Linked DNA regions of Mus musculus: region 1 is linked to region 2. The links are chromatin loops, found by intact Hi-C in ENCODE. Cell type or tissue: heart. All regions are shown on one strand. Links, peaks and the distances in the headings refer to the core of each region. The heading gives the core; the rest is flanking DNA.

Evidence for each region. A loop is a pair of places that touch in the nucleus more often than their neighbours do. Peaks named below come from ENCODE experiments on the same cell type or tissue, not always from the same donor. Only the 100,000 strongest peaks of a DNase experiment are listed, where the experiment ranks them.
Region 1: it touches region 2 in a loop (2.4-fold over the local background); 2 of 42 quality-filtered maps call a loop at or near these places.

Annotation. Positions count from the first base shown.
Region 1 is chr8:114,125,003-114,141,627 of GRCm38, forward strand. Nudt7 (nudix (nucleoside diphosphate linked moiety X)-type motif 7) reads left to right here and starts at 8,572. Exons shown (of 4, transcript NM_024437.4): 1 at 8,572-8,698; 2 at 11,336-11,489. The coding sequence starts at 8,664. In heart, for the core only: a CTCF peak has its summit at 8,667; DNase peaks (open chromatin) are centred at 8,599 and 9,309; H3K4me3 peaks cover 1,469 bases; H3K27ac peaks cover 863 bases.
Region 2 is chr8:113,656,299-113,672,923 of GRCm38, forward strand. It overlaps Gm30052 (predicted gene, 30052), which reads right to left. Exons shown (of 3, transcript NR_136914.1): 3 at 11,628-12,360. Among named protein-coding and RNA genes, the nearest start is that of Gm30052, 12 kb to the right of the region's middle. In heart, for the core only: a CTCF peak has its summit at 8,450 (motif pointing right); a DNase peak (open chromatin) is centred at 8,473.

The DNA of each region.
Region 1 (16,625 bases), core at 4,651-12,650, 470 kb after region 2:
TTTGTAACCTACAGCTGTTCTGCAGGCATTTCCTTTATAATTCCTATATAACCCATACTGCCCAGTTTTATGTCAACTTGACACATGCTAGAGTCATTTTGGAAAGGAAACCTCAATTGAGAAAATGTCCCCACCATATTGATCTGTGAGCAGACCCTGTGCTGTATTTTCTTCATCTATGATTGATGTGAGAGGGTCTAGCTCACTGTGGGGGGGTTGGGCAGGATGGGAGCAGGCAGGGTGGATGTTACCTCTGGGCTGGTGGTTTTAGATGCGTAAGAAAGCAAGCCAAGCAAGCCAGTAAGCCGCACTCCTCCATGGCTTCTGCATTAGTTCCTACCTCCAGGTTTCTGCCTCCAGGTCCCTTCTCTGATTTCGCTGGATGATAGACTCAAAGTTGCAAGATAAAACACACCCTTTTCTCCCCACATTGCTTTTGGTCATAGTGTTTATCACAACAACAAAGACCCTAACTCAGACATAATCTTTGAAAGGTCATTCAAGACCTTTCTCCAGAAGTCTTTTCGCTGAATTTTGACTGCTGATGTCTAGCTTTTTAATTCTTTTCTCTGTTCTTCCTTTCCTTCTCTCCCTCTTCTTTGAGATAGAGTCTCATGCATTCAAGACTAGTCAAGTTTGTTATGCAGCCAAGAATAATCTTGAACATCAGATTCTGGTGCTGCTACCTCCCAAGTGTAGAATTGCTGGGATTACTGCTCTGGCATGCTAGAGATCAAACCCAGGGCTTCATGCACGGTAGGCAAACACTCTACCAACTGTGCATCCCCAACTCATTCTACTCTCCACTCTACAAAGCTGTTCTCTCTGGTTCAGAATCACCTAAGGGTATCAGGGCAAACACAGATGCTCAAACGACCCCAGGTCAGTATCTCTGAGGCCAGAGCCCTCCTGCCTCACTCTATAGCTTCTTTGGTGAAGCGGTTGACTCTAAGATGTTTTTGCATCACCAACAAACATTTTGTCTTGCCAAGAACCAGTCTTGAATCAAAATATGTGCTGGACCAGATTCACATCTTTCTTTTTTAATGGGTCTTTAAAAGTAAGAGGAGGAGAGACTTCTGCCTGCTGTAAGCAGCAGTTAACTCAGAGTCTCATAGCCAAACATAAGCATAAGTGGCCACTGAATGCTCACACCTATGTGGGACATCTATGTCACCTTTCCCTATGGCTCGGGGAACATTGAGGAAGAAGGAGCAGAAAGAATGTAAGAGCAGGGGGACAGGGAGGGGTGCTGTGAAATGGTGTCTTTTGGACATGACATGGCCATCAGACTTATGAACTCATTATACTTGCCTGTATAAAACCTTTACACATGAACAGGATCTAACCAACAAGGTCAGCCAACATTCAGCAGGCCATATTATGTAGGAAGTTCCCTACTTGCAACCCACTCTGTACAACAATTCATTCACCAACCATGGGTCTCCTTGAGTGGGCCTGCCTGTGCTTTTAAGCAATGGTATATTATGCTCCTTGGTAGTCAACCTTTCCTCTTCTCTCTGGGGCTACCATAACACCAAGGTGTCAGGTGGCTCTATCAGTACCTGTTGGACTGGTTACAAAAGATAGGAGAAGATATGAATGGGGTAATGAAGGAGGAGGGGGATGTATCCTGGGGCTTTGGTGGAGGTCGAAGAGAGGAGTTGGATGTATATGATCAAGATACATTGTTTACATTTATGAAGGGGGGAGTCCTGATGCTAAGGTTCTGTTCCCCAATTGGTTCTTGATTTGTCAGTAAAGAAAGCCATGGGCTAATTGTTGGGCAGAAGGAACAAGTGGGATTTCCACAGCCCAGGAGGAAAAAGCAGACTCAAGGAAGGAGAGAAGAGTTTTCACCATGCTTTGAAATGAGAAGAGCAGTCATGTGAGGTCTCAGGAGTAGCTGGGGCTTGTGTCCACTGCTATAGGTGGGTGGCCAGGGATGTTTTGACAGTGACTAGTGACTACCCACTGAAGTTTAGGGCAGGTGGAGAGATGGAGATAAAAATATTTATAAGGGCACATTTTTTCCAGGCCAGAGACAGCAATGGCCAGCAATTGTGCCAAGAAGGCAAGTTGTAAGGGAACAAACCGTGTATTTGTCTTTTTGTCCACCAATTCAAGGGAAGCCAGGTAGGAGCTGGTGTTGCAGCCGGTCCCAGAGCAAAAGGTGGTAGAAAAAAACTACACGTATGAAATTGACAAAGAATAAATAAAAGATGCCTGTTTTTAAAGTGAGACTAGAGAGACATAGCTCATCTGGTCACACAAGAATAAGAACCTGAGTTTGAGAGATCCTCACCACTCCCATAAACAGTCAGGGTTGGTAGCACACACTTGAAATCCCAGTGCTAAGGATGCAGAGACAAGAGCATCTTTGGGGTTGCTGGTCAGCCAGCCTAAAGAAATTCATGAGCCCCATGTCCCTGTTTCAAAAATCAATGTAGGCAGGACTTGAGGAGGAATGATAATCAGAGTTGTTCTCTATAATTAAAGTTGTCCTCTGGCTTCACACACATACTCACCTGCAGGCCTGCAAAACAAACATGCACGCACACACACACTCACACTCATGCACACTGTATACACTCACTCATACACACACATTCACACACTCACACTGCCCACACATAGTCACACACTTACATTCATACACACACATACTCACATTCACTCACACACTGATAAAATAGAATAATAAAGTCAGAGCCATACTATGTAGGAAGCTCTCCACTTGCAGTCAACTTTTAATCCATTTACCAGCCCTGGAGCCTCTCCTGGGTTGAGTCTCCCCATGCTGCTATGGAAGGGTACCTTATGACCCTCCATAGCTGAGCTTTCTTCTTCCCTCTGGGGCTACCATATCACCAAGATATCAAGGCAGGTGGCTCTTTCTTCTCAGTATTAACTGACTCTCATTGGAACTTCTGAATCAATCCCTTTGACCTTCAGAGAAGAACTATTAGAAGCTTAGGAACACATCATCCTTAGTGAACTTTACCCTAAAATGAGAACCTATAGGGTCTATAGCAATTTGAAACGTTCCATTTGGAGGGAAGTTTGTTAAAACTGGGGGAGTTTTACAGGGATGCTACATAATGGAAGTCAATATCAAGTAAACCACAGGAAGTCCCTGAAACTGACAAGACACATGAGGCCTCCTCTCTAGAGTTACCTAAGCAATAAGGGCTGCCTAGGAGACTCAGAGAAGCTGAGCTGCCTAGAACATACTCCTTACTCTGTCCAAGTGCCTGCAAATTGTGCAGAGACCTCCAAGGTTCCAGTTCTCACCAGCTATTGCCCAGGAGTCAGAGTTTGGTAATGGAACTGCCTTTAAATCATCCTTACTTTAATAAGGAATCCAAATAAACTCATTGGTTTACTAAGCTGGGCTTTAGTAGTGTCTTCGTTTAGGGTTTCATTGCTGTTGCTGTGAAGAGACACCATGATCAAGGCAGCTTTTTATGAAGAACAACATTTAATTGGGGTGGGCTTACAGTTTCAGAGGTTCAGTCCATTATCATCATGGCAAGAAACATGGCAGAATCCAGGATGACATGGTGCTGGAGAAGGAGCAGACAAGTTTACATCTTGATCCAAAGGCAGCCAGGAGGAAACTGTCTTCTGCAGGCAGCCAGGAGGAGATCTCTTCCACATTGGGTGGAGCTTGAACATAGGACCTCAAAGTCCACCGCACAGTGATGCATTTCCTCTAACAAGGCCACATCTGTTCCAATGAGGCCACACCTTCCAATGCGCTAGGTGTATACAGAGCACCACAGGTAGTATCATCACTTTAGTATGTCATCAGTTTCATGTCTGAGGTGAACAGACATATATGTCACATCTCCTCAGGAAAAGCATCCCATAACAGGGGTCGATCTGTCTAGACAACACCTGTCCCCACGATGTGATTTTGACATCATTGGCCCCTGACCTATTTGTAGAGAAATTCCCGTTTATAACCCAGTCCTTCATGGCTTGGGTTAGGGGGTAGCATGAGATGAGGCTTAGAAAAAGGGCTCAGTTGGCGAGAATAGCAGGGAGAACAAGCCTTGCTTCCCTCAGCAAGCTGTGTGGTATTTGTGCGCGAGGATTGTTCTGGAATCCTTCTGAGCTTTCTCCTAGGGGCGTAGTTATTAGTGATTGACACTCCTCTAAATCGAGGAAGGAAAGGAGAAGAATCACCTTCTCTGAGCATTATTTTCCCAGTGTGTTATCTTACTGTTTCTCTGCAGCCTTGCTGGGTCCAACACCACTGCCCACAGCAACCAGGGAAATTAATTACTTCTCTGCTGTGCCCTACTCCCCTGAGCTCTTAAACCCCTTTGCATTGATAAAACTCTTAATGGTGTTCCTCTAATTGTGAGCTGTGAGCTCTTCTTCAGGTAGCCTTTGCTCCGGAGGGCTTGGGTGGCCTGCAGTTGAAGCTGACCCTGTCTCCTGGAGTGTGCTTCTTCGAGAGGCCTGCGCCTGTGGGATTTGGCTTTGGGAGGCCAACTTGACCATTTTCACCAAAATTTTTCTTCCACACATTTTTTAAAAAAAGAATTATGTTCCTACTGGTAAATGTGTGTAGAGCTGCTCAGAGAAGTCATTGTTTTTTTTAAAAGGCTTCGAGTTGACCTAACCATGAGGCTCTGTTAACTACCTGGTGCTTCCTGAACCCACCCACCCACCTACCCACACACACCTATCCTGATACATTTCACAGTGTGATGCTACAGCCACTCTGTGTTACAGCTTCCAGCCTTACAAAAGTCACAATAGCTGAAAATTTCCTGGGTGTAGTATGCATGAATGTGTATTCAAGTGCGTGTACATGTGGGCACACATATACATTTGTGTATGAAGGCTGTATGTATGGGTGCATGCACATTTGTGTTTGAAGGCCATGCACATATATGTGTGGGTGCATGTGTATTTGGGTATGTCGGTCAGAGGAGAACCTTTATTCCTGATTGCTTTCAGCATCTCCCTGATGCCAACTGATTTCCTACCATGCAGCCAGGGTCTCTCTACAACCAAGATTCCTAGTTTCTCTTCTCTGGTGAAGAAGGTTAACTGCCATCTTGCTGTTAACCTTGCAAGACCTTTCCTGAACTTCCAGCAGTATCTACCGGTGCAATATGCCTTTTTATCCCTGCCACACTGAAGAGTGGGGCCCTCTAAACAAGACTCCATAGCCAAGTTGGCTTCTGCCTACAGTGTTGTCTTTACTGTCTTGGATGCTTTAATCCAGATGGATGGGACTCACACCTGGCTCTACCATTGCTTGTTGTGTGATATTGGGATTCTAACCCAGGACAAACAGCTGAGGTGCATATTTTACACACCAAGACAGACCTGACCTCCAGGTTCACCCAGCATCCCTCAGTCCTTACCTGTAACAAGGCATACCCCATCCTCTGCCCTGAACTTTTCAGCCCAGAGGCTGGGCTTCCCTTTCCCCCAAGACTCTTGCCTATATAATCCAGACATTTTGGTCTCTCCCTATTTCTCTCTTCTCTCCCCCTCTCTGCATTTTCTATCTGTGTGGACATGTTGTTCTTTCTCTCTTTCTTACCACTCCCCTCTGCCTCCCCCAACCCCAACCGTGACTTCTCTGGCCTCAGTGAATCCACCCCAAGATCTGCTTCCTAATAAACCTGCCTATATATATATATATTCCAATCTAGCTTGAACTGACTCATTTCAACAGCAGAGAAATAATTTATTACGTGGCAGGTGTGACAACACCTGAAACCTTTAAGTCTCAACTTGAGCATCTTTAAGAGCAAAGAGTCAGTCAATAGAAGTCTGAAGAAAAGAGGCTTCTCAGACGGAATTCCCAGCCTTTAATTCAACTCCCTGAACCACGGTCATCACCCCTTCCAACTCACGTAGTAAATGACTCGAGATGTAGGTTGTGTTTGCAGTCATTCCTCAAGACTGAGAGGCCTGAAGGCCAAGGCTCCGTGTCTCAACCATAGCCCCATACTTCTCACAAGCAGCTATGTCACGGATATTGCATAAGGAGTCATTTATTTCTTCCTCATGGTCAGACACACCTAATTCACAGGCCATTTGCTTTTCTAGGGTGTGTTGAAATACACGGGCTCAAAGGTCAGAATGATGCAGCCTCAAACCAAAGCCCTACGACCTCAAGCTGGATATTTTTATTTTCTAATCAAGAAAGAGCAATACCATCATTGTAGAAATAACCCTGTTCATTGTTGCTCTGAGGAATTTTTTTCTCACTTTTACATGTTCACGCATACACGTGTGTGTGTGTGTGTGTGTGTGTATGTGTGTGTGTGTGTGTGTGTTGTACGTTTATGTGTGTCAGTGTGAGTACATACGTGCAGGTGCATTTGGTGCCCTGAGGTTGATGCAAAGGTAACTTAATCAAACCCAGAGCTAAGTGATATGGCCTGACTTGCTAGTTGTCTGGGAATACCCTGTCTTTACTCTCCCAGGTTGGAATTATAGGTAAACCAATATGCCTACCTGGCATTCCTGTGGATTCTGAGGATCCTTACAAGCAAGAGTTTCAACCACCAAGCCATCTCCCCAGCACCCTGCTCTGAGGATTGAGACTGACGTAGATGGAGTGTGACGATCAGTATTATTAGGATACCATTGTGTTCTTGGTTTGGACCCTTCCCAGCTGTTCCTGGTATTACACTGCTCAGATAACGCGATAAACCACAGGTGCTGGGTTAGTGATTTCAAAACAGGCTTTCTCTGTATAACATCCTCAGCTGTCTTAGAACTCATTCTGTAAACCAGGCTGGCCTTGAACTTACAGAGATCCACCTGCCTCTGCCTTCCAAGTGCGAGATTAAAGGCCCTCATGTCGCCAGGTTTAGTACTTTTTAAAAGTCTTGGGAATGGGGTTGGAGAGTTCGATCAGCAGTTAAAAGCACAATATATTGTTCTTTCGGAGGACCAGAGTTCAGTTCCCAGAATGCACATCAGGCTGCTTATATGTCTATAATTCTAGCATGCATACAAACAGACATACCTATATACATAAATAAAAATAAATGTAAAATCTCGGGAACTGTGGTACAACTGTTCCCTTAGCTATAATGGGATTCTCATGAGTTCTGAGTACTCTTGTTTTTATGGAATTATTCTTTCATTAAAAAAATAATATAATATACAATGAATTATATTTTTTTACTATACTGATGTAGGGATGAATTCAGTTTTTGACTCATTCTTATATATTACTTAATTTTACATTCAATTTCTTTGAATTTTAAGAGAAGAAAAGAAAAATAAAAAAGAAGTAGAAGACATGAATTGGGGAGGCAGATGTGGTTGGGGGTTCTGGGAGGAAAATGGAGGGGTATGGAAGGTGGGTGTTATTGTAATCACTTACAATAGATACATTGTACTCATGTGTGACATTAGGGAAGGATATATGAATTGTAAAGCCCATCATTAAGTTTGTGTGTCAGACACTATGCCAGTCTTTGGAGAAGCCTGCCTTGCTCCCCTCTCCCCCCCCCCCCCCAGTCTCAGTTCCGGCCAGCCTCCCCGCTCAGCTCACACTCTCTCTCAGCTCTGTGTGAGGTGATGGAGCTCTCCCATTGCTAGGCAGTTCATCCCTGAAAACAGGTGCAGGTGTCAGACAGCAGCATCTACCTACACTGGGGACCTGCCACCCTCCTGGGACTTAGTAGGTGTGTGCTTCTGGGCAGTCTGCATTGCAGCAGGACACTGGAGACATTGATACTGGGGTGGGGGTGGAGGTGTGGAGAGCTACATGTTAGACACTCTCTTTTGGCCAGGAGTGAGGAGCTCGGCCTGGTTTTCCAAGCCCCCAACTCTCCACCCAGCCTCCTTTTCCCCTCCCAGCCTCTGAGCCTACCTACCTGAGTTTCATTCCTGGAACTCACAGGGTGGAAGGAGAGAACTGGCTCCTGAAAGTTGTCCTCTGATCTTCATACATATTCTGTAGCACACACACACACACACACACACACACACACACACACACACACACGCACGCACACACGCGCGCGCACACACACACACACACACACACACACACACACACGCGCGCACACACACACACACACACACACACACACTAGTAAATAAAATGTTTTGTTTTTGGTTTTTGGTTTTCGTTTTTGTTTGGTTTTTCAAGACACGGTGTTTCTCTATGTAACAGTCCTGGCTGTCCCAGAACTCACTTTGTAGACCAGGCTGCCCTGGAACTCAAGAGTAATCTGCCTGCCCCTACCTCCCAAGTGCTGGGATTAAAGGCATGTACCACCATGCCCGGCAAGCGTAATTAATTTTTAATTTTTTAAAATTAAGTACTTTTTACAACTGCTTATTGCAAATTTTCTCACATGCTCCATGGTTTTGAAGAAGCCCACGCTACTAGACAGCAATCTTTTTTTTTTTTTTTTTTTTTTAGTGTATTCAACACTTTAAATCCGGTCAGCACCACCTTCGGACCTAACTCCGCCCCGAACACGCCCTACCTATAGGCCCCGCCCCTAGCACTTCGGGCGTCTTTGAAGGGCCCCGCCCTCAGCCTCTCCTCCCTGAAAAGTCCCCGCCCTCATTCCTAGCTGGGGCTACTAAGCGCATGCGCGTCAGAACTATTTGCTTCCCGAAGTCTCCTGCTGCTAGTAAGAGGAAGTACTGCAGGGCTGATGTCGCGACCTTGTGGACTCCCGGAGCCTGTCAGGTAAAGCTCTCCGGCTCCAAGCACCGGAGCCTGACCAAGCCGGGCTCTGATCATTGCACAGGCCCTATCTATCCACCCTGCAGTTCAGGCTCCTCAGGGCTCCCCTCCAGCCGGAACTTTGCTCTTCTGCTCCTGGGGACAGAGTTGGGGTTTTCACCTAACAAGATTCACACACGCGCAGGCGTGTCCTCATCTCCCAGGGTCACAGCGTTTCCCTTTTGCCAATCCGAGTCACTCTTCAGGAACCCCCACAGCGGAACCTCAGAACCCCAACATGGCCAGACAGTTATGCATCAGCCAAACAGAGTTCAAGTTCCTGGGTGGCTTCTTCCACCCATAACCGAGGTTCTTGCTCAAGGCATTGCTGCTCCCAGCCTGGCCTCAGTACTACAAGGCTGTTCTGAGAACTCAACACAGAATGGGCCAGCCCTGCTCCTATTTTGATGGTATTGTCTCGACACAATTAGACTTTTATTTTCCTGCTGCCTCTGGGCAGTTCTAGGGGTTGTTTAAAAGCCTTCTTCCTCTTTGGCTGGCTAATTGTCTTTTCTGGACAGAGGCCTGTGAGTATCAGCTGTACTGTGTGCCAGCTTTCATTGGCCCTTTCCAGGACATTTGATTGGTTTGCAGCCAGCTCTCTGTCACATGGATGGGATGGGGCTTGTGGGGGGGGGGGGCGGTGTTTGAGAATAAGCAAACCCCTCTAACCAAAGGCTTGTTAAGGATGCGCTAGTGATTAACACTCACAGCTCAGGGCCACCTTGTTCATGAACTGGCCACTTTACCTGCACGGCTACCCTCGAGCAAGTTACAGATGAGGACTTCTCGAGGCTCCAGGAGATGATGGGTAGCCCAGGCTGATCTCAAACTTTCGGTAGTCGTTCTGCCTCAGCTTCTCCAAGCACTAGGAGGTTGCAGGTGTGAGCTAGTTACCGCACCCGGCTCCACCCAGCTTTTGAGATGGAATGAGTTCTGGCTGACCTAAACATCTGGTTTTGCACAGTCATACTGCGGAATAGTGAGAACTAATGTTACACTTTCTACAGCCACTGTGACAAAGTCCTACCAACTGGATGACTTGAGGAATAGCAATTAGCCTCTCTTGGGTCTGAAGGACCCATAATCAGGTCTGAAGTCCATAATCAAGGTATTAGCAGGCACACAATCAGAAGTCTCTGGGGATGTTCCATTGCCCCTTCCAGCTTCTGGTAACTTTCGATCATCCTTGGCTTATAGCAGCAGATTTTGGGTCCCCATTCCCATCTGTCTGTCTGTCTGTCTGTCTCTCTGTGTGTGTGTGTGTGTGTGTGTGTGTGTGTGTGTGTGTGTGTGTGTGTACATCTATGTCTATAGCCTCTTCCTTCAAAGACACCTGTTGTTGGATTGGGAGTTCTCCCTACATTCAGGATGGTGCAATCTCAAGAGCCTTAACTACTTACATCTGCAAAGAACCCATTTCTGAATAACACCACATTCTCAGGCTCTATGTTGACATGAATAAGGTGGTCACTGTCACACACCATGCAAACAAGCAGCATAAAGCATAGAGCTCATCCGAGGGACTCGGAAAGAGCCACATGAAAACAGTCCCATTTGTGGTGCTGAATCTAAACTTTGGCGGTAACTATCAGTGATGGTACAGTCCCTTGAGCTGCCACAGAGGCAACCTTGTCACTTTGGAAGTTGGATCAAGCGCTCACCCTCGGGCCTCACCTCAAAGTCACCGAGTCAGGTTTTGGGGTAAGTGCTGGAGGAGTCTGTTGGGCACCGCCTTGTAGCAGATCCTGTGGCTGTTTGGGTTTGAGAATCACATTTACAAGGTGTCTGGGTTTGTGAATGGTGGAAGGACCAGGCAAGCCTCAGGAGGAGTTTTTGGCACACCTGTCCTGTCTTCCTATAGCAATAGTAATTTCTCCTCCAAAGCACTAGAAACAGAACCAGGGCCTCCCTTACTCAGCAAATGCTTTACTACCGAGCTACATCCCAAAAGCTCCTTTATTTCTTATTTTGGAACATAGTCTTGAATTCAAGGCTGTCCTTGAACTCGCTATGTAAACCAAGGATGCCTTGAACTTGTCATCCTCCTGCCTCAGCCTCTCAAATAGCTGGGACTACAGTGAGGTCCAGTTTATTTACAGATATTAAAGCTTATTGGGGGAATGTTTTACCATACAGACTTGCTGTTTGGTTTGGTTTCTTGCTGTAAGATGACACATGTCATAGACAGGCCCTGAACTCACCTTATTGTTGAGGACAGCCATTAATTCTAGGTTCTCCCACATTTGCTTCTCACATGCAGGCATGGCATACATGCATAACCTGGCTTACACTGGAAGTTTTCATTTAAGTTGCCTTTCAAAGCCAACTCTGTATGCAATGTGGGCTTGGTGTTTTTGCCTCATCTGTCTGTCTTGCCAACACATGCCATTTAAATACTGTGATTTCTGCCAGGTTATTGGAAAACTATAATGAGACTCAGAAATGAAATCCAAGCTACACACATATACACATACACACGTACACACATGCACACATACACGGATGCCCCCCTCACACACACATACAAATAGATTGGCAGGGCTAGGTGCTTGCTGCCACAGCTCTGCTTACTCAACTTTTGTCTTGTATTCTTCTTAGAAACAATCTGATAGATGATGCCAAGGCTCGCCTGAGAAAGTCTGATGTCGGGACCAGATATTCTCACCTGTCCTCTAATAAATTCTCTGTCCTTGTACCACTGCTGGCCAGAGGAGGAAAGTTGTATTTGATGTTCACGGTCCGCTCAGACAAGGTGGGTGACAAAACACTCTTGTGACATCTCAGGGTTTAAAAAAAAAAAAAAAAAAAAAAAAAAAAAAAAAAAAAAACCTTCTGTGACTACGTCCTCATCTCAAGGCGGCCGTTACCAAGTGAACTTTCAATATCATGATGTCGGAGGGAGAGGATCATGGATGCAGGGGATGGAATGGGATTTTGTCTGTCTGTTTGGTGATTTTGAGACACTGGTTTGTTTGCTCTGCAGCTCAAGCTGGTCTTGAACTTATGACAATCTGCCTTTCTCTGCCTCCCAAGTGCTGACTTTAAGTTTTGGTGTTCATTTGTGTGTGTGTGTGTGTGTGTGTGTGTGTGTGTGTGTGTGACTGTACATGATTATAGAGACCAGGGGAAGACAATGAGTGGCCTTCTCTGTTACTATCTGCCTTGTTATCTTGAAACAGAGCCTCTCACTGAACTTGGAGCTTGTGGTTTTAGTATAGGCATGGCTCATATGCTGCCACAATCTCTCTCCACCACACCTCAGAAGTGGAGGGTCAGATACGCACAGCCATGCCAACCTCATAAAATGGAGGTACAAACTTGTACAATCAAACATTTTTTACTCATTGAGCCAACCTCCTCTACCCAACATAGCATTTTTTTAAAAAAGAGGTTTTAGAAAAAAGAAGAAGAAAAGAAATTTATCTTATAAGAAATAGAAAACACTTTTAGACCAGGGTTTCTTCATGTTAGTGCTTAAACAGCCTTTGGGTCCAAACCACTCCTCATTAAGGGGCCTTCTTGTGCTCTGTTAGATATTTAGGGTCGTATTGACCTCTACCATGTCAACAGCACACACAGGCACTTCTGTGTGATGACATCGTGCCTTCAGGCAGTGCCAGTAATCCTTGCAGAGTGGGGTGGAAAATCACCCCATCAAGAATGACGAATCCACCTCAGGTCAACTAGGACATATGTCAGTGGCCTAGCCCTGAGGCCAGCTGCCCGAGTTGCACGCAGGGGTGAAGTTATGAACCCTCTTGGTTTACAGCAATACTAGGCTCTATGTCCCTGTCTCTCCCATGTTGATGCCCTTCCTTACTGTTGGAACTATTTCCCAGAGAGAGCTGAAGACATGGCCATTTCAAGGTCATCTCAAGATAGAAATAAACAGAACACAAAATAGCCTGGCCTTTCCAGAAGAATAATTTTAAAATGTCTCACTGACAGCATATGTAGGTAAATAAAGAAATATGTTAATAAATACCCTGATTCATACTCTTTGACATAATTTTCTCTTATTTAGTGTGCATTGGTGGTTTTGCCTGCAGGTATGTCTGTGTGAGGGTGTCAGAAGTCCTGAGACTGGAGTCACAGGCAGGTGTGAGCTGCCATGTGGGTGCTGGGAATTGAACCCTGGCCACCAGTGTGCTCAACTGCTGAGCTGTCTCTCCAGCCCCAGAATACATTGATTTCAACAGAACTGTGGTGATTCTCTTTACGGTCGGACAAGCAAGTGATGCACGTCCGTGTAGTGATCAAAATCCAGTTTCTCAAAGGAGAGAGATGCTCAGCTGGAAGCAGGACATGGCATCTGTTCTCAGCTCTGCTCCTAAGCACAGATGAAGTGCTTATAACCCTTCCCCCACCCATGTGTGTGTGTGTGTGTGTGTGTGTGTGTGTGTGTTTTGATTATCAGAAAAACAATAAAGCCAATATAAGACTAAAGCCTCTGGCAGTGGCACTGATTTGATAACAACAGTTATGGCTGATGATTATAAAGGTCATTTTTATTATTTACTTTTAATTTTTTAAATATTTATTTCTGTGTGTGTAAGCGTGCTTTGCCTGAATGAATGAATGAATGAATGAATGAATATAGGTGTACCATGCGTGCTCAGTGCCCACATAGGTCGGAAGAGAGTGTGACCACACTGGAACTGGCGTCCTAGGTGGTCATGAGCCACTATGTGAGTGCTGGGAACTGAACCGGGGTCCTTTGCAAGAACAGCAAGCCATTTTAACTGCTGAGCCATCGCTCCAGCTCCTCGAGGTCATTTAAAAAATAGTTAAAATCCCCTTCACTCTGACTGCAAGCCCTACCTGTCTGTGAAAGAGGGAAACAGAGTGTTCCCTAGGGTGCTCCCTGTGGGTGCTCCTGGGGAGTTTCATCCCCACCTCCTCCTTTTACATTTTATGTAGAGACAGGGCCTCATCAAATTGCCCAAACTGGCCTTGAAGTAGCCCCATCACGCTCTCGAACTTGCCATCCATCTGCCTCAACACCCCAACCAGCTGGGGTCACAGGCATGTATCACCAGGCCTACTTCTGAAAGCTTTTTTAAAAAAAAACAAAAAAAAAAACTAATGTGTTGTTGTGTTGTGTTGTTGTTGTTGTTGTTGTTTAATGTCTTTGTGAGGGGTAGGGACATGCATGTTATGGTGCAAGTGTGGAGATCAGGGGACAACTTTGTGGAGGCTGCTCTCTTCCTCAACCTTTATGAGTCTCCCAAGGATCACATGTAGACAACACATGTAAACCAAAGGTGCTTTACTAGTGGAGTCATCTCACTGATCCTGGAGCAGAGTTTTTAATGTCTTAAAACCTCCTTTTTCTCATATATAGAGATGGGCCTGAAGGCTGTCCTGTGTGTCGTGTGCACCAGAGCCATGCTGTCTCCGTGTCTGGTGCATGTTTGTGCTGACATTGATTGTTCTTTGTTGCTTCTTCTCTTTGCTCTGTCCAGCATAGGTAAGGTCTCCTTTCAGAGACCTAGAGTCCTAGAGCCTGGGGCCTTTCCTCTGGCTGAAAGGTTACAGGATTATAGTGGTCAAGGGAACAGTAGGTGGAATATTCTTTTGGGTAAGGTATGTATTAGAAGAGTTAGTAATATCATGGGCAGACAGACAGACAGCATGGTAGGGGCTCTGATGCAAAATCAGATCTATGAGGCGGAGTGGGGGAGTCCCTTTCTTCTAGATCTCAGAAGAAAGGAAGTTTTAGTGGTAGTCACATGAGGTCCAGGCAGGAGATAGGAAAGGAAACAGGGTCTTGCATTGCTGAGAAGGATCGCAAGACTGTAGAACAGGTATGAGAGAAGAGGTGGAGAGGCAGGTCAGTTGAGGTGTGTTCCCCTCATATGGGTAGAAGCGGGCTTCTTCATGGCCTTCTTGCACCCTGAGGCAGGCAACATCCCTGGGGAAGGGAGAATGTTTTTTTGCGCATACATGTGTATATGTACATGTGTATTTCTGAATACGACTTCCTCAGTCCATATTATGTTACTCATACATGTTTCGAGGGCTGATCACTTGGTATTGGGTAACCAACTGATGTGTTTTTCTCTGGGGAAGACAATATCCCCTCTTCTCACTACTCCTTAGTTGCCTGCAGTTCTCTGTGTAGAGTTGAAGCCTCTTGGGCTCCCCCATCCCCCTTGGTATGTCTCTTGGCATCATCCTTGGTCAACTCAAGTTTAGGCCATCATGTTGGAGAGAGTTTATGAATGTGTCTTAGTCACATCAGAAGCTACACTGAATTTTGAAGACAGTCTCTTGCTGGTCTGGGGCTCACTAAGGCAGCCATGATAGCATACATACACGAAATAACAACTGATGCAAGAAAATTTTAAAAAGACATGAATTTGAAAAAGAACAAGGAAGGGTATTTATGAGGGTTTGGGGAAAGAGGAAAGGGAAGGAAGACGTGATTTAATTCTATTATAATCTTAAACTAAATAAAAACCAAACAAAAGAACCCAGTGTAGATGGCAGCTAAGGAGTGGTACCCAAAGTTGACTGTTGGCTTCCACTTGTACATGTAAATGAGTGGACCCACATAAACACACTTGTACACCCAACAGACATATGCAGTTTGCACTATCTATAGAGGGAGGAAATTATGAGCTCTTAATGTCATTAGAGCCCTTGCTGGTCCCAACAACCTGTGAAGAGTTGGGTTGAGTTTTGTTTTGTTTTGTTTTGTTTTGTTTTTTTAATGTGCTTGCTTCAGCACAGCAGAACATTTTCTAAGAGTAGACAGAGTTCTCAGGATTGCAAAAGGTCCTTGTTCCCTATTAATTGGAGTCGAGGTGGAAGGCCACTTGAATTGAATTGGCATGCTCTGGGTCTCTTTGAAGAGCTTCCAGAACACATTTTAAATCAGGTCTATATTTCTATCAAGCCCAGCAAGTCCTTGAGGATGCCCCTGTCACTGGCTACTGTAGTGTTGAACGTGCAAACAATAAATCACATTTGAAAGGTGATGTAACAGGAAGTGTGTGTGTGTGTGTGTGTGTGTGTGTGTGTTTGAAGAGCAAAGGGTTTATTCTGCTCAAAATTCCCACTCATACTCATGGTGGAAAATCCACAGTAGCAGGAGCTTGAGGCAGATGAGACGTGGACTACAGAATTGAGAATCAAGGGACACTAGCATTCATTGCTCAACTTGATTTTTCTATTTTCCATTTTATTCAGGCCAGGATCCTCTCTCCAGAGAATAGTCCCACCCATATTAACTAAAATCACTAGGATAATCCCTTACAATTTACCCAGAGACCCATTACGCAGGGGATTAGACTATATCTAATAAACAGTGAACACTGGTGCACTTCCTGTATGCAGTACAATGCTGGGTCCTGTTTACATATCCAGTCTGTTAGTCTATGTCTTTTTATTGGGGAATTAAGTCCCCAACAATAATAATAATGTTAAGAGATATTAAGGAAAAGTGATTATTGCTTCCTGTTATTTTTGTTGTTAGAGGTGGAATTATGTTTGTGTGGTTATCTTCATTTGGGTTTGTTGGAAGATTACTTTATTGCTTTTTCTAGGGTATAGTTTCCCTCCTTGTGTTGGTGTTTTCCATCTATTATCCTTTGTAGGGCTGGATTTCTGGAAAGATACTGTGTAAATTTGGTTTTGTCATGGAATGTCTTGGTTTCTCCATTTATGGTAATTGAGGGTTTTGCTGGCTATAGTAGCCTGGGATGGCATTTGTGTTCTCTTAGGGTCTGTATGACAGCTACTCAGGATCTTCTGACTTTCATAGTCTCTGGTGAGAAGTCTGGTGTAACTCTGATAGGCCTGCCTTTATATGTCACTTGACCTTTTTCCCTTACTGCTTTTAATATTCTTTCTTTGTTTAGTGTATTTGGTGTTTTGATTGTTA
Region 2 (16,625 bases), core at 3,974-11,973:
TGACTCAGTTCTGTGTGGCCTTGTCAAGGGAACAGTGAAACCAAAACCCTCTGCCAACCCAGGGGAACCCCCACACAACATGTGGCCAAGAAGACACTTTCCTCATTGCATGGTCTTTAAGTCAGTGTGCAGGGCCATAGCCCAGGCAGTCCGCTAAAGAGATCACAAAGACAGAAATGCTGAGCTTGGATGAGCAGGCAGATCCAGTCTGTGAGCAGTAAGTAGTCTTCAGGCAAGTACACGGACGCGTTTCACTTTATCACATGGCCCAATTCAAGTCAAAGGCACTGGCTGTATTCATTTGCTCTACACGAGTGATCATTTTTTAGGAGGCAGGCACCTACAGAAGTTCCCTCTACCTCACTACAGGGTCCAGGCCAAAGAGTCCTTAGAAGGCTTTTCCTGGCTCGTTACAATGGTCAGTGGCACTTTGGAAAAGATTTGTATATAAAGACAGGGAGGACTTTCGAGATGAGCGTGGAAAACCACAGCTATAATGAAACACTGGGGAAGCAGATCTCTATCAAAGGAAAGCATGGGCTGCATTGCAGACTCTGTAGAGGACTTTAAAAGGCGGGGCTTGGGTGAATTTAGGCATAGTCTTTCCAGTTGCCATTCATCCTTACAACTGTGAGCAAGTCACTTCTTTCCAGCACTCCTTGCCTCCCCTTTCTATGTGTAAAGAAACAGGAGATGCATATGAGTGCTCACCATTCTTAGGTACCCTATTTTAGGCTTGACCAAAGTTGTCTGAAGCTCAGATGACTGGGTTAACTTTGGCCTCCGTCTCCCTCCTCCTGTGATTGCGATGGGAAGCCCACGTGTTCTTCATTGCACTGATCCCAAACCCAGCATACCCACAGCTGGTGCCCATGGTAACACCTAACGATTGACACCAGCGTCATGGGAATAAACTCCCTGCTTTTCTGGTGTCGTCTTGGAATTATCCACTCCAAAGCCTCCTGGAAAAAGCAGAAGGGGTAAAGCCAGGACCACGATCCTCAAACCAGCGGAAGTCTTCACAGACCCTCTGTCTTCTGCTCTCCTGCTGCTGCTTCTGTTCTCCAACCTCCCACCCCTACTTGTTGGGACTTAGTCGACCTGACACTACAGCAAAGAAATGCCTTTAAAGACATCCCATAAACATCAGCGAACAGTTCCTCTGCCCAGAAAGGGGTGTAATTCATATCCACTCTACAAAGACCACCCAAAACCAAACAAAGAAACTGCATAGTGTTATCCATCTATAGAGAGTCTGAGCAAGATCCCAGCCATCCAAAGCATATCTGTGTTCATGGATATGTTCTGCAAACCACCAATATGCAAGTCGGGCTGCAGACATAGGTCACCAGCAGCTCCGAGAATGCCCAGAATTGCCTTTAAAAGGCCCGATTCCATCCCTTTTATGCTATCCCAGCTCTGGCTGGATTTATTTTAAAAATTTCCAGTAGATGATGTGCACGTGGCCTTGCAGAGCACTTAACCAGAAATAAGGAACAGTATTGATCAAGGTCAAGCTCCAGGAAAAGTGATAGCTCAACCCCCTGCATCAGCAGCACCTGGGGGCTGGCTAGGAAGTCAGGAAGCTGGCTCCTATCCCAGACCCACTGAGAGGTACACTCCAGGTGGACACGGTGATCGATCTGAGTTTCACAAGCCCACCGGGTGGCTCTAATGTCCACATTGGCGAACTGAATTGTGGCGGAAAAAGAGCTTCTGGCTTTTCCTGTTCATTTGTATCCTCATGGTACAGGTTTTCAAAAGACGGCTATTGGAGCTAGACATTTCTGACTCAAGCCAGGGACTCTCCTAAGAAAAGTGCAGTTCAAGAGAGTAGGCATGGTGGCACATACATGTAATGTCATCTCCTGGAAAGCTGAGGCAGGAGATTGAAAGCCTGAGTCCATGCTGAGCTATACATAGGGACAGGTTTCCTGTGAGAGGAAGAACTGGCTACTTGGCAGATGACATCTTAGGCCGAGGGCCAGTAAAGAACTGTTCGGAAACACATTCCATAAACATGTCTCAAAAACCAAAGTGAGATCCAAGAAAAATTATTTACATCTAGAATCTTCACCTCAACTGTAAACCAGAGACTGAAATAATAGTTTCAGGAGAGGTATGTGAAATGTCAGTTTCCTTTGCCTCTATTAAAAAGTATTATTTAATGAGCACTGTGTATATAATATACAGTATCTGTAATATAGATTCCATAACCTCCCATTCCCTTCTGCCCCCTAAAAATTTTTTAATGATTGCTGTTACATGTATACACACATTCATGTGTATCTTTGTGTTTATGTATGTATGCATGTACGATGCTGAACATACTCAGTCCATTTAGCATTGCTCATCTGTATTGGACATCATATGTGGAAACTCATCCCTGCCTGGAGGAAACTATCTCTTTCTCTCTGACGTGGTTGACCACCTATGACTCTTCATCTAAGTGTGTGACCATGTGGAATGTCGCCCCCCCCCCCCAATGCACATTGGTATGTCAGCTGGTGTTGTCAGTGTGCAGGTCTCGTTTATGCAAGCACATTGTGAAGGTTTTGCTCATGCATTTTGATCAAAATGCAGAGACTAGAGAACTGTGGGGGTCCCCAAACCCAACTGATACATCTGCAATGCAGACTTTCTCCCCAAAAAGGAATTAAAAAGTACTTTGGTGTGAGTCATGGGCATATCTGTGTCTCAACCTAATCCCAGTTATAAACGTATGCATCTGTCAAATGGGACTCTTTTTCTAAATAAGGTGCTCACTGTGCATCCCTAGTGGGCCTAGAACTTGCTGTGTAGAGCATTCTGGCCTCAAGATCCAGTGGCGTCTGCATGATGGGTGCTGGGATTAAAGGATTAGCTGTTTCACCACACCCCAGCAATATAATTTCTGTGTGCGTAACTTAGATCAGTGTGGGACAAATGTCATGATGCTCTGTGTGGGCCAGATGATACCTAAATCATCTAGGTAGGTTGTTATTCTCCTTTCAAAATGTTAAGAAATAAATCTGCATTTTTGGGCTAAGATGCCTGAAACACAACTTTAAGTTTTGAATATCCCCCTTTATATAAAGCTTTAAGGAAGCAGTTAATTTTTTTAGAATGTAATTTATTTGATTTATTTTCCTTCTATTTATTTTTTGTGCTCTACCTCCAAAGATGATTCACTTTAGGTAGCCATATTTGGCAATAGCATTCTTTTTAATGAATTGTTTTAAAAATGAGTTTCTTGAAAGTAATAATCTAGAATAAAATGAGGGGGGTTAACAAGGACTGATGTGGACGTCAGTATTTCCTGTACTTACGAAGGCTGAATAGAAGCCATAGCCTTAGGTTGTCAAGAGTCATTCAGAAATGAGGATGAGTCTGTGGGAACTGTGAACACAGGTCAGAACTGATCCTATCGTGGGATAAACGTGAATAACTCACACAAGTCTTAAAGACTCACCGTGTGTGATGAAAACATGGGCATTTCTGTGAAGGAGATATAGTGCTTAAATGACATCAAACATTCATTTATTTGTGTATGTGTGTGTTCCTCTATGTGCGTATATGTAGACAGGTGCATGACCCGGGGAAGTCAGAGGTCAGAGGTTGACCTCGATGCTGTTTCTCAGCATGTTGGTCTTTGAAGCTCTTCCTGGGACCTGAGGCTCACCCATTAGGCTAAGCTAGCTGACCAGCAAGCACCAGGGATCCTCTTGCCTTTGCCTTCCTAGAATTAAAATCACCAGCGTATACCATCCTACCTAGCTTTTTATAGGAGTAGTAAACTTGGGTCTTCATGCTTGTATATCAAGACCTCTCCTGCCCGATCCATCTCCCCAGCTTCCCTTTATAACCATATTTAACCATCTGTGTATATACTGTATTTTGGTTTGAGAATGTATGGCCCCCATAGATTCATGTGTTTGAATGCTTGGCTGATAGGGAGTTGCACTATTAGGAGGTATGGCCTTGTTGAAGGAGGTGTGGCCTTGGATGTCAAGTTGGGGGTGGGGATTGAGGTTTCCTGTGTTCAAGCTATGGCCAGTGTGGCACACAGTCTCCCTCTGCCTGTGGATTAAGATGTAGCGCTCTCAGCTCCTCTAGCACCATGCCTGCCTGTATGCCACCATGTTTTCCCCCAATGACAATAATGAACTGAATCTCTGACCTGTAAACCATTCCCAGTTAGATGTTTTTCTTTATAAGAGTTGCTGTGGTCATGGTGTCTCTTCACAGCAATAAAATCCTAACTAAGACACACTGATAGAATTCTAATATTCGGGATGAAGACACTGTATACTGCTGGTTTATCTCTGCTTGAGCATTTCATAGGATACAGATAGACTCACTCTGAGTTGACTATTCACAAAATGGGCTTCTTTTTCCCATGAGGAAATGGAGGAAATGGAGGTCTGAGAAGGCTAGATACTTCCAGAAGTTCCACAGCTACAATGTCATGAGAGTCTCAATCTATTGATCTTCTCCATTGTTGTGGATTCTTCTGAACCCTGTTTCCATATCTTCATGTGTCATGAACTCAGCAGAAGCCACCAGAGTGCATTCCATCCAGGCGTGCATGCTTTGTATGGCTTCTAGTTGAAGTCACCAGCAGCTAGCCTGGGAGAGTCCATTGCTAATCCAAGTGCCCTCCAACACTCAACAGAAACTGTGTGCTGAGGCACCCACACATTCCTTCCACAATCCCAGCAGGTAGTGGACACTGCACTATGCCATCCCATCCCACTTTTGAAATGCAGTATTATATTGAGCTGGTTTAAAATCCTTTGCTTTTCCTTGGGCAGCTCGCACCCACTGCTGTCTTGGCACCCACTGCTGTCTTGACAGTATAAAGGAAACCTTGAGGTGGGACATAGACCCCATGTCCTTGGCTGAGTTTGGAGAAATCGCATCTTCAAAACGGCCTAGGAGCTTGGGTTGGCTGCTGCCTTCATTGAAGCCTTCCCCCAAGTTCTGCCTTCTTCCTTTTCAGAGGAATTGACCCCAAGATCTTTATGATGGCCAATCTCTACTGGGAGCTTGAGGACAGATTCTAAAGTTGTCATGGAAACAAGCCCCTTAGCAGATCTGTGGAGGATTATCTAAGTGTTTGTGAGTTCCCTGATGGTATACATAGACTGCAGCTGTGTACCGGTGTGAAGGGGTAGTAGGCTGTTCTGGGCATGCTCTGTTTTCTTATATTCTTATACGAAGCACCTAACTGGGGGAGGAGGGATCCAGCTTTTTATGTTCATCTCGATGCCTTCTGTCACAGTACCAACAACCACTCGGTCCCCATTTTTCTTTTTTATAACCGAGAAAACTGAATTCCGGAGAGATTTTTATCTTTTATCTAACACCAGTAACAGAATGGAGAAAGCCAGCGGGATCCACCTGGGTCTAAAAGCTATGCATCCTGTACCATCCCATGGGAGTAGAGGATGATCTTTAACTGATTTCAATTGTTTATAAACCTCTAGGCTTTGGATGATTGCTTTGGATCAGAGCAAAATTGGGAAACAGTTATGAGAATGGGCTAGAGCTAGCCACGCTGTGAAACTAGCCAGGAGATGGAGCATGGCTGGCAGGGTTTAGCAAACTCTACAGCATCCATTTCAACTTCCAAGATGGGTCGGTGGCTTTGTGACATGAATGACTTTTAAGACACCAAAGGCTCTCTTCCAGAAGGTCCCACAAATGACTGTCTTTCCATTGGCCTTCCTGCTTGGCTGGTGTAGAGCTGCATTTGAGTGGATTTCTGGAAGCTTGGCCTTTCAAGAGGCCACAAGGTTCTCCTGTCTGTCTTTCTGTCCCAGTTCTCTTGCTTCACGTCGAAAAGGCAGGAATTTACATTTTAATTAAAGTTCCCATTTTACTTAATCACATGACCACCCCCTCCTGCCTGCTGAGTTGGCCTCTCACGCCCACCTTCTGGTCATCTTCCTCTGACTGCCACCATCTTCCCTGACTGTCCTTGCCACGTGTCTGGCTTCTCCAAGCATCTAAGTTCTCACTCTGACTCTAGTCCCATCAAATGTCCATTCATCATCCACAATGTGGTCAGAAATAATTAACTGATACCACTTCATTACACTGACGATTTCCTACGGACCACAAGGTTAAGCCCCAAGTCCTTGTTCCAGGCAACCAGGCCTTCCCACCAGTCTTGTGCAAGCATGCCTTTGTAGTGCTGCCTGTCACCTCCCCCTCGCCACCCCCACTTCTCCCTGCTCACCTGGATCCCAGCCGCCCACCTCCAAATCTCCCAAGGTAAAACGGGTTTTTATTTGTGCTTACTTTGGATAAGGTACTCTGGACATCTTACAATTTATTATTTGTTTGTTTTATTTGAGACAAGGTCTTTCTATATAGCCCTGCCATTTCCCCTTGGGATATCCAGACATCATTGAGCACTGGGCTGGACTGGAAGGAGGGAAACTTAGCTGGGTGGGTGGGTGGATGGGTGGGTGAGTTAGGCAGGATCTTGCCTGGCATGAGTGCGGGGCAGGAGAGAGTTTTTAGGGAGTGGGTAGGGGTTTTGGGGGTGAGTGTACATTGCTGGTGTCAAGATCCTGGGAATGCTTCCTTTGCATGAAGAGGAATTCCAGGAGCTTTCGGGCCATGTCCTTATAGGGAGAGAGGAAGTCTAACCTGTAATCTGCACACCCGGCTACATGACTGCCTCAGGGGTGGCAGAGTTGGCAGCCATAAGGCTATGGTGTACCAGGACACGCAGGCCCGGAGCAGGGTAGAAGCAGTCCTAGTCCTGCTGGTCTCAGGATGAGACTTTTGGCCTTTGGATGACTTTACATATCCCCAGCTAGCCTGGCATGTGTTATTTAGTGCAAGCTGGCCTTGAATTTATAGTAATCCCCCTATTTCAGCCTCTTGAAGTGCTAAGGTATTAGGTGTACCCCTTAATACCTGGCCTCTTACGATTTTTTTAAATCAACACATAAAACTTATACAAATGATGGCATGGCATGGCATGGCACGTGGTGTTTGGATACCTGTATACGCTCTTATGATGTTTAAATTTTGACAAGTGTATCTATCTGTGTCCCCAGTCAGTTCTTCACAGAGAGAAAAAAAAAAAAATCCAAACCCTTTCAGTTTAGCAAACGGCCCTACCAGATTGGCCTGTGGTCATGCCTGTGGAGCAATCTTATGATTAATGACTGCTATGGGAGAGTCCAGTTCACTGTGGGCAGTGCCACACCTGGGCAGGTGGCCTTGAGATGTATAAGAAGCCAAACTAAGCAAGCTCTAAAAAGCAAGCCAGTAAGCAGCGTTCCCCCACAGTTTCTGCATCAGCTTCCCGCCCCCCAGTTCTAGCCTTGAGTTCTTGCCATGATTTCTCTCAGGAACAGAGTTATGGCCTGGGTATTGTAAGACAAAGTAAACTCCCTCCTCCACAAGTTGCTTTTGGTCATGGTGGTTTATCCTGCCAATAGAAATGCTAACTACCGTTATATACTCTAGCATGCATGTCCAATTGCTTTTGCTTTCTCCATTTAAAAATTTTAATTAAAGTATAATTATATTATTTCCTCTCTCTTCTTCTCCCTCATTCCCTGCCATATTTGTCTCCTCTACTTCCTCCCAAATCATGGCCTCTTTTTCAACTGCTGTTACATACATGTGAATATATATATGTGTGTGTGTGTATGTGTGTGTATATGTGTGTGTGTGTATATACACACATATATATGCGTGTGTATATATGTGTATATATATATATATATATATATATATATATATATATATATTTGCTCTAATGTGTAGTAGATAACATGTAAGAAAATAGTTTTTGGTTAAAATTCCCTCTTATCCTTTCTACAGTGACAACATCATTCATAACACTGAGCCTTCATAACTTCCTATATGCCTCAGAAAGGTGTTTCAAAGAACTATGAACAGAAAAGTTACCCGGTATACAGGTGGCAATGTTCTTTGACTTTTCCTGGGGGCACATAGACAAACATCTCCTCATTCGGGATAGAACGATGTCAGTAGACGAGACTACACCCAAGCCCACTGGAGTAAAGTAGTGCATTTACTAGGTTCACTTAGCAAGCAGGGGGCGGGGGGGGCCTTAAGGCAGCTGCATCATTGAAAAGCCTGCCCTAGCATGGGTGAAAGATGCTCCCCAGAGCTGTACAGCTTTAAGACAGCTCTCAAGTGGAGTCTCCTCTCCCCTGCAGTTGTTACTGCTGCTATAACCATGAGAAGGACTTGTGACTGGTTTTCTGAGGAAAGAGCTGCTCCCTTGCTGGAAGGAAACTCTGTGGCCATTAGAAGCTCACCTTCCAGACTGGTTTGGAGATATGGGTCACATAGACCCATCCCTGGAGGTTTCCAGTCTGCAACATCAAACACCCTGGATGTTCCTAAGGGTAACTGTACCCAGCAGATGGCAGCTTCTGTCCAGAGATGCACCAACTCCCTCTAAATAACACAGGATGGCACGCACTATGCTGAGAGAACAGCAGAGGGCACCAAGACTCCACTGTTGGGTGTAGAAGAGCTGTTTTAGCAGGTCTTGTGTTATCCTTGTGTTTGTGGCTTTCAACAGCAGAGTTACTATTCCACATGTGCGTGCTAAAAGTTGCCAAGGGGTGGGGGTTGGGGGTGGGGCAGCAGAGAGACAGACACAGAGACAGGGAGAGAGACAGAGACACCATACATCGAAAGCTTTTGCATTAAATACTTGTTTCTATCTAAAATTCGTTTCATTTTTAATTGTGTGCCTAGGTCTACGCTTGGGTACGTGCACATAAGTACAGGTGTTTGTGGAGGACAGAAGAGAACATTAGACACCTAGAAGTGGAGGTATAGACATTTACAAACTTCCTGCTATGGCTGCTGGGAACCAAACTTGGGCCTTCTGCAGGAACAGTACACACCCTTAGTGAGCAACTCAGCTCCCCAAGCTGTGAGCACTGAGGGTAAAAGTTGAGCCAGCGTTGTCTCCATAGGAACCAAGAAACAATGAACTAGGACCAATCCCATGCGGCCTTCCTCTGTTCCTGCTACCATGGCTACTGATATTGCATCAAATGAGCTTGCATTGATCCAAGTTGATGTAGGTATATCAATTGAGACCATCAGGAATATATCTTCAGCTCCTCACACTTTGATAAGTTGAGTTTTGATGTTATCTCTTAGGCACGTTTGTTTGTTGTTTGGTTGGTTGGTTTGTTTTAAATAAAACTATACACAGAACAGAACAGAAGATTCAGTCTTCGAGCTGAGCTGGGGGCTTGGTGTGTTTGCATAGCAGGTGTGAGTCCCTGGGTTGGATCCCCAGCATCATAAAACATCAAAAAAAAATCTAATCTCCCATTTGCCTGGTACCCAAGCCCATATTTGTTCTATAACTCTAGCTTCCCTTACAACATGAGAGAATGTTCAGTTATCTGAAAGGAATTTAGTGTCGCTTGTAATGTGTTTTTCTTTTCTAAAAACCTTTCCCAAGTGCTGAACAAAAATTTTTATACTAAAGGCAAGTTCTAGTAAAGTCGAATGAAATGTGGAATTCCGGCTAGATGAAATTCTCAGGAGCCTTGCATAGCACAGTTTAAAAAGAAAACAATGTATAAAAGGCTCAGTTATTTACATTTTAAAGCACAGAGAAATAAATTGGCTGTGGTTGTTGCTTACAGTGTTAACACATCCTCAGGTTGAGGTGAGATGGCAGTGGATGTAAGTCTCTTCTTCATGCAGGCTGTTGCTGGCGACAAGGCCCGTGTAAATTGGCAAAATGAAGCTACTTAGTAAGTCAGTGTGAGTTCCACATGGCCTTAATCAAGGCGTCGGGTTCTAAGCTGCCGATGCGATCTGCTCCGCAGTGGTCAGACCACTGTTAGTGCTAAGCTTCAGTTGCAGTCTTTTGGAAATTTGTTTTGGCAATGGGAAATGTGTCAGAAGAGCAGCAGGCTGAGGCTCTGGGGCCTCCTGAGCTGGTGGAACATAAGACTGCAGCTGTTCTCAACACTGTAGGCAGCGGAGGGGTGATTGCTGGGGGGGGGGGGGGATGGCACCTTGCACCCCCTACTCCAATACGCAGGGGAAGGTTTGATCCGATACAGACCTATGTACACAGAGGCAGAGCAGATCCAATATGTCAACGGTTCTCAACGTGGTAGATCATGACCCCCAAGGTGTGTGTGTGGGGGTCACACATCAGATACCCTGCATATCAGATATCATCATTACGATTTGTAACAGTAGCAAGATTACAGTTATAAATTAGCAATGGGATCGTTTTAGAGTTGTGTGGGGGGGAGTCATCACAGCGTGGGGATGCAGCGTTAGGGAGATTGAGGACCACTCACTGCCTTACATCCATAGTAGGAGCCCATCATCAAACTGGTGTCCTGACAAGAGGATTGGGGGAGCCTTGGCGGGCTGATAGCCAGCACAGCTAACAGGGAATCTTTCACCATTGGCCTGCGCTGAGCTGCATTCTGGGAACACAGTAATGGTCATGATGGACACCGGCCCCCGCTTTACCACACATTTGGTCTGGTGAGGAGAGCTGACAGTATGGCCTCCGGGTGGGAGACACATGGCATGTTACAGAGGAATGGGAACAAAACAGGGAGGGGGGCCGTGAGAAAGCGCTTTCACAGGGATGAGGGGTGGGGGTGAGGAGTGTGTGTGTGGGGAGCTGAGAATGGTGGAGGAGGGGGCAAGGGGTTGGGAGGGGGAGGGAGCCAGAGACGATTCCCAGAGGAACGGTGTCCAATTTGAGGCCTGAATGGTGTTAAGAAGGGAAAATTCCTCAGACCAATTAAATTTAGTGGAGTTTATTTGAACAAAACAAAACAAGAGTAATGGACGAACTATGCGGCTCCTGGAACTAAAAGACAGCATTGCAAATTCCCACCAAAGCACGGCCTGAGCCCCGAACTGGGAACAGCTTAATTAAGTAAGTGGTTTCAGAGCAGCCTGCAATTAACCAAAGCTCAGCTACTGTCATTAAAGTGTGCATTGCTTTGGTCTGGTGAAGACGGCAGAGGAGCCTTGTCCACTCCAATGGCTGCCTGCAAACTCTAACAGTCGTCAGTGGGAATTAGTAGGACGAGGAGCACAGGGGTGAAAGGATTTTCTCATGGGAACCGTTTGCCATCTCAAGCACAAAAGTACCCGAGAATGGCCATATATCTGTAAACTTTACCGCACGCCCAGGAAATCTGTGGCTTACCTAACAAGAGGTCAGAGTTGCTGTGGGGAGCCATGATGGTATTAGCTCAAGATTCCCAGCCTGGAATGGGCTCAGCCAGGTGTCTCTCCTCTTGAGCTGTCTACTGTCACCTATAAAGTGGTTCTTCTGTGTGTGGGTGGTCCAGGTGGCCTCTGGTTTCTGGTAGCTAGGGCAGGAATCCTTTGGTACTTCAGCCTTAAAATGGGGTAGACAGAACTTCTTTATACTGCGGTCACACTCCAGCAGTTCAAGAGGCCAAAGGAGGCGGGGAGGGGTGCTTGAAGACTTTTGGGGAACCTGGTTGTAGAAACAGTTTCCAGGGTTCAAGGCAGGTCTGAACAATGATGAAATCAACTCCATCTTCCAATGATAGGTGCTGTAACATCTTGTGGCCATCTCATTTAAATTGCTACTTTTTTTTTTTCTTAAACAAGCTCTCCCCTCCCCCATTATAGTCAACTCAAAGTGACTTCAAGAAGCGAGGTTTTGAGGGATAAAGGGTTGAGAGGGTTGAAGGAGAGGAAGTGGGAGAACATAGCTGTCTACTCAGAGACGTACTCAAAATGTGGTACCAGAGAATCAGGGAAGGAATCACAGGAGAAGGCATGTCAGGGAAGAACTCTCTTAAAGCTAGACCACTCTGTGCCCGCCGGCATACTTGGCTGACTCAGAGGTCTGCATTATGCTTATACGTGGATCATGAAGGGCTTTGGATGGCGGATGCGAGTCCAGTATGACAATATTTACAGTACAATTTAGACGGTGGGGTTTGTCTTTGCACATCTGAAGCATCCTTACTTGGATCCTCCAGGGAGTAAATCCAGACTTTCTTCATTCCCGGGAATTTGGTCACCAGCATGACTATGGTACTTACTGGGTCCTGGGTCCTATCATCTCTGAATCTCTGAATGGGAGTAAAGGGAAGATTCTGCTTGCAAAACTGACCATCTGCAAAGATTGAATTTGGTTCCCTTCGTGAGCACTGAGATGAGCGACCGCAAGAATCATTATGACGGATCTCAGTACTTGACTCATTGCGTGGACTTGAACCCGAGAAGGCAGAACCTTTCAAAGCCCTCTCTGGCTGTCCCTGCCAGCTCGGTTGCCATGGAAGTTTTTCCCTCCTCTTAATCGCCAACAATTAGGCAAAGGATGTTTTACTTCTGAAGAGATGAGAAGGGGAAAAAAAAAAAATCAATGTTTTGGCAAAGTCAAGGATGGAGGTCGTTCGGCTGGCCCAAGGTCATTTGATAGCCAGATGATCTAAGCAGTTGGGATGGGACAGCAAGTGCTCCTTACAGTTTTAGTTGCTCAGTGGTTAGGGATGAAACAGGGTTTGAAAAGGAAGGTACAGACTCCCTCAAGCAAGCCCTTCTGTTTTCTTTCTTTCTTTTTTCCTCCCTTTCTTTCTTTCCTTCCTTCCTTCCTTCCTTCCTTCCTTCCTTCTTACTTTTTTTCTTTTTTTTCTCTTTGGTTTTTCAAGACAGGGTTTCTCTATATAGTCCTGACTATCCTGGAACTCACTTTGTAGACCAGGCTGGCCTCGAACTCAGAAATTCGCCTGCCTCTGCCTCCCAAGTACTGGGATTAAAGGCATGTGTCACTACTGCCTGGCTTCTCTCTTTCTCTCTCTTTCTCTCTCTCTCTCTTCCCTCCTTCCTTCCTTCCTTTTTCTTCCCCCTTTCTTTCTTCCTTTCTTCTTCCTTCCTTCCTTCCTTCCTTCCTTCCTTCCTTCCTTCCTTCCTTCCTTTCTCTCTCTCTTCCCTCCTTCCTTCCTTCCTTTTTCTTCCCCCTTCCTTCCTTCCTTCCTTCCTTCCTTCCTTCCTTCCTTCTTCTCTCTCTTTCTCTCTCTCTCTCTCTCTCTCCCTCTCTCTCTCTCTCTCTCTCTCTCTGAAGCTGGCAAGCCCCTAGCCTTACGCTCAGTCTCTTTAGAAAATCAAGTAAAGGCATATCCCCTGGGCAAGGATGGGTACAAGTGCCTCCTGCTTCCTAAGTGCACCCCTTTGTTTTATGCTTTCCTCCCCCACACCACCCCGAAACTGAGGAAGCAACAGCAGAACACAGATCAAGAATTTAAGCAGTTCTTAAAAGTTCTTAAGACAAGACAGGGAGTTTATGTCATTCGCTCAGCCTTAATGTTGGCAGGAGGTACTCTTTTGTTTAGCTTTGAGGAAAAGCGCAGGCTCTCAGAGGTGGGTAGGAGTAAGGACTTGTTGACTCAAAGCATTTCTGCTAGATTAGCCTGGACTCTGCAGAATGACATAGCCCTCAGATCCAGGTTGCCTGTGTTTTGGTAAGATAGGAAGGGGGCGGGGGTGGGGTGGGGGAATCCCCTTTGGGACAGACAGGCCTGGGGCTAATTATACCACAGGGTGAATTCATCACTAAATCTTTCACTAACAAAGACAAATTACCTCATACCTTTTACAAGACCCTAAAAAATTAGGTGAGTGAATCTGCTGTCCAGCCAGCGCATGAACCCAGACAGCAGATGGCACCCCTCCAAGACAAGACTCCTTCCTCGAAGCAGGTTTGCATAGACCAAGATGAAACAGGCAACCAGTATCATCACCTGGCTTATGAGATCTTTCACAGACCACAGTCTTCTTTGATCTCCACTGTAGTCAGTTTTGAGAGCGGTGTTGTTATTACCTGCATTCGTGAACGAGGAGACTGTGGCCCGGACAGAGAGAGCCCCATACTAGAGCCAAACTAGTTTGGGTTTAGAGGACAAACGGGCCTTCGTTCTAGATTCACGCCTGCCGCTCTGCAGTATAAGATCTCTTGGGTTTTGAATATGAGATTCTGTCCCTTCATCTTCCAGGGATGGTAATCCTCAACTCAGCGGCTCCTGACAGCAGAGGAGAACTCTCTCACACTTAAGTGCATTGATGTATCATGCTGCCTCCAACGTGCTATTTTATCCATTGGGATTACTCGTGATCAAACTCCTATCTGCTTAAGTTAATAGATGAAAGATCTAGGTTAGTCTTTCTGGGCCATGTTTTCTTATCGATAAAATATCACCAATCAGAACAGCCGCCCCAAGTAGTAATAGGTCACTGACATAGCTGATATTGATTAAAGCCAGCAATTAGCACAGAAATGGTGATGGTGATGCTCACGATGATGATGTTGGTGATGCTAACACCTTGACTCTTGTAACAGGTGCAGCTGAAGTCCAGTACCGTGGACCCATACTTGCAAGGGTTTTTCTATTGCGAGACAGGAAAGCGAATTAAGGCCAAGGCTGGTAAGCAATTTGAAATCCCAGGAGATGGGGTTCCTGTGATGTCAAGACAGACATTTTTAAAGACAATGGAAGTGTGGGAGGGCTGAGCTAATGCCTTCCAAATGACTGGGATGGGCTCTCTCTCAGGCTTTGAAGGGAAGTCTCTAGGAGAGGTTGGCTTGACTAATGCATGTCCAGTGTGGCTGTGGGATTGTGGGATCCACAGAGCTGCTTGATCAGAGGTGTGAAGATAGTCTGACCTTTGGCTCCAGTTGGACAGTTTCGACAAGGAAAGCACCAAGCTCAGTTATTGATTTTTTTTTTTGTCATAGTAGCTTTTTTTTTTTTTGGAAGAGTAGGCACTAGTTAGCTCCACAGTAGAAAAATAGAACTCCCATGTGGTTTCACGACTTCATTTGCCCCTTTTGTTCTGGCTTCTAAGGTTTGTTTGTTTTATGCTTGTGGCTGAAGTTTTGATTTTGAGACAGGGTCTTGTTGTGTAGTCCTCAGTGGATTGACACTTTTTTATAACTCAGGCTAGCTATAGAAAATGACAATCCTTTGGCCTTAATTTTTTTTCTTCAAAGTTTTTTTTTTCTTGTGAGTGTATGTGTGTGTGTGTGTGTGTGTGTGTGAGTGTGTGTGTGTGTGTGAGTGTGTGTGTGTGAGTGTGTGTGTGTGAGTGTGTGTGTGTGTGTGTGTGTGTAAGGGTAGATATGTAGATATGTATGTAGGTGTCCAGAGAAGCCAGGAGGAGGCATCGGATACCATGGGAGAAGTAGTTACATACATGTGTGAGCCTTCAGATGTGAGTTTTGACATCTGAACTTTGACATCTGAACTTTGACCTCTGAACTTTGACATCTGAACTTTGGTCCTCTGACAGACCGGTGAGGCAGCTCTGAAGCTCTCATTTGTTTTTTAATTTTTGTTCTTTATCCACCTCTAGACCAAGGAAGTCCTCCATTAAGACCTCATTTTTTTTTTTTTTAAATCTGTAGACATGTAGAAGAGTGTCACCTTGGGTGTCCCACTAGACAATACGCTGCCTTTAGTACCAGCCTGACTGCTTTTTGGCAAGTCGAGGAGAGACACAGCTTTGGGAAGTCTGACAACAAGAGAGAGGAAGGGATCTGGTTTTATGGTTACCATCTGAAGAGTTGAGTCCCGCTTCCACCACCGATGAGTTCTATGAGAAAGGACCAGTCTGGAAAGATCTGAATCTTTTCTTTTCTCCTGGAAACGCTAATGTATATTACAATTATGGCAGTCAAGCCTCTGCTATGTCTTGCCTCAGGGTCCTTTTATATTTGGGTAACACCAGCCTTTTCCATTTCACCATCGGCTCTCTTTCCTTCTGTATCAGGAACCCTCCTTCCCATGAATCATTCCTCGGAACAAGCTGATCTCCTGAGGGTCTTTTCTTTTTTTTCTTTTTTCTTTTTTTTTGCGGGGGGGGGGCGGTTTCGAGACAGGGTTTCTCTGTGTAGCCCTGGCTGTCCTGGAACTCACTCTGTAGACCAGGCTGGCCGCGAACTCAGAAATCCGCCTGCCTCTGCCTCCCGAGTGCTGGGATTAAAGGCGTGCGCCACCACGCCCCCGGCTTACTGAGGGTCTTTTCAACTGCGATGTCGTTCTTTCTACTCCATCTAGTGTTTCCTTAGTTAACTCTAGCATCGGGTTCGAGAAAAAGATGTGGTTGCTGACAGTGGCTGCCTCATTAGTACGAACAAGACCAACCAGCCGATGGAGGGTTACCCAGAGCCCTGTGGGGAAGACACACACGATTCGGTGTGTGTGCTATGATGACCTTAGCATGAAATCTAAAGCTGTGCTTTCTCGATTCATTCCTGATCCCAGTGCTGTTCCCACCCCCGATCCCCTGGGCAGCCTGTTCGTTAGAATCCTATCCTATTTTTCTCACCCAAATAGAAATAAAAACTTGGAACCAGAAGCTTTTCATTGCCTCTGAGTAGCTGAGCCAAGCGAGAGCAGTGGCCTGGAAACCGGAGAGTCTGGCCTCACATTCTGCCTGTGCTGTGAACTTGACCTTGATTTGCTGAGAATCACCTGTCCCACCAAGCCCTGCACATTCCTATCTTCATCTAGAGAGCAAAGGAGTCAGAGCCGCGTGGGCTGCCGGGTTCTCACCCAGCATGGCATGTGGTTTTGTTCTAGATAAATGGCACACAAACC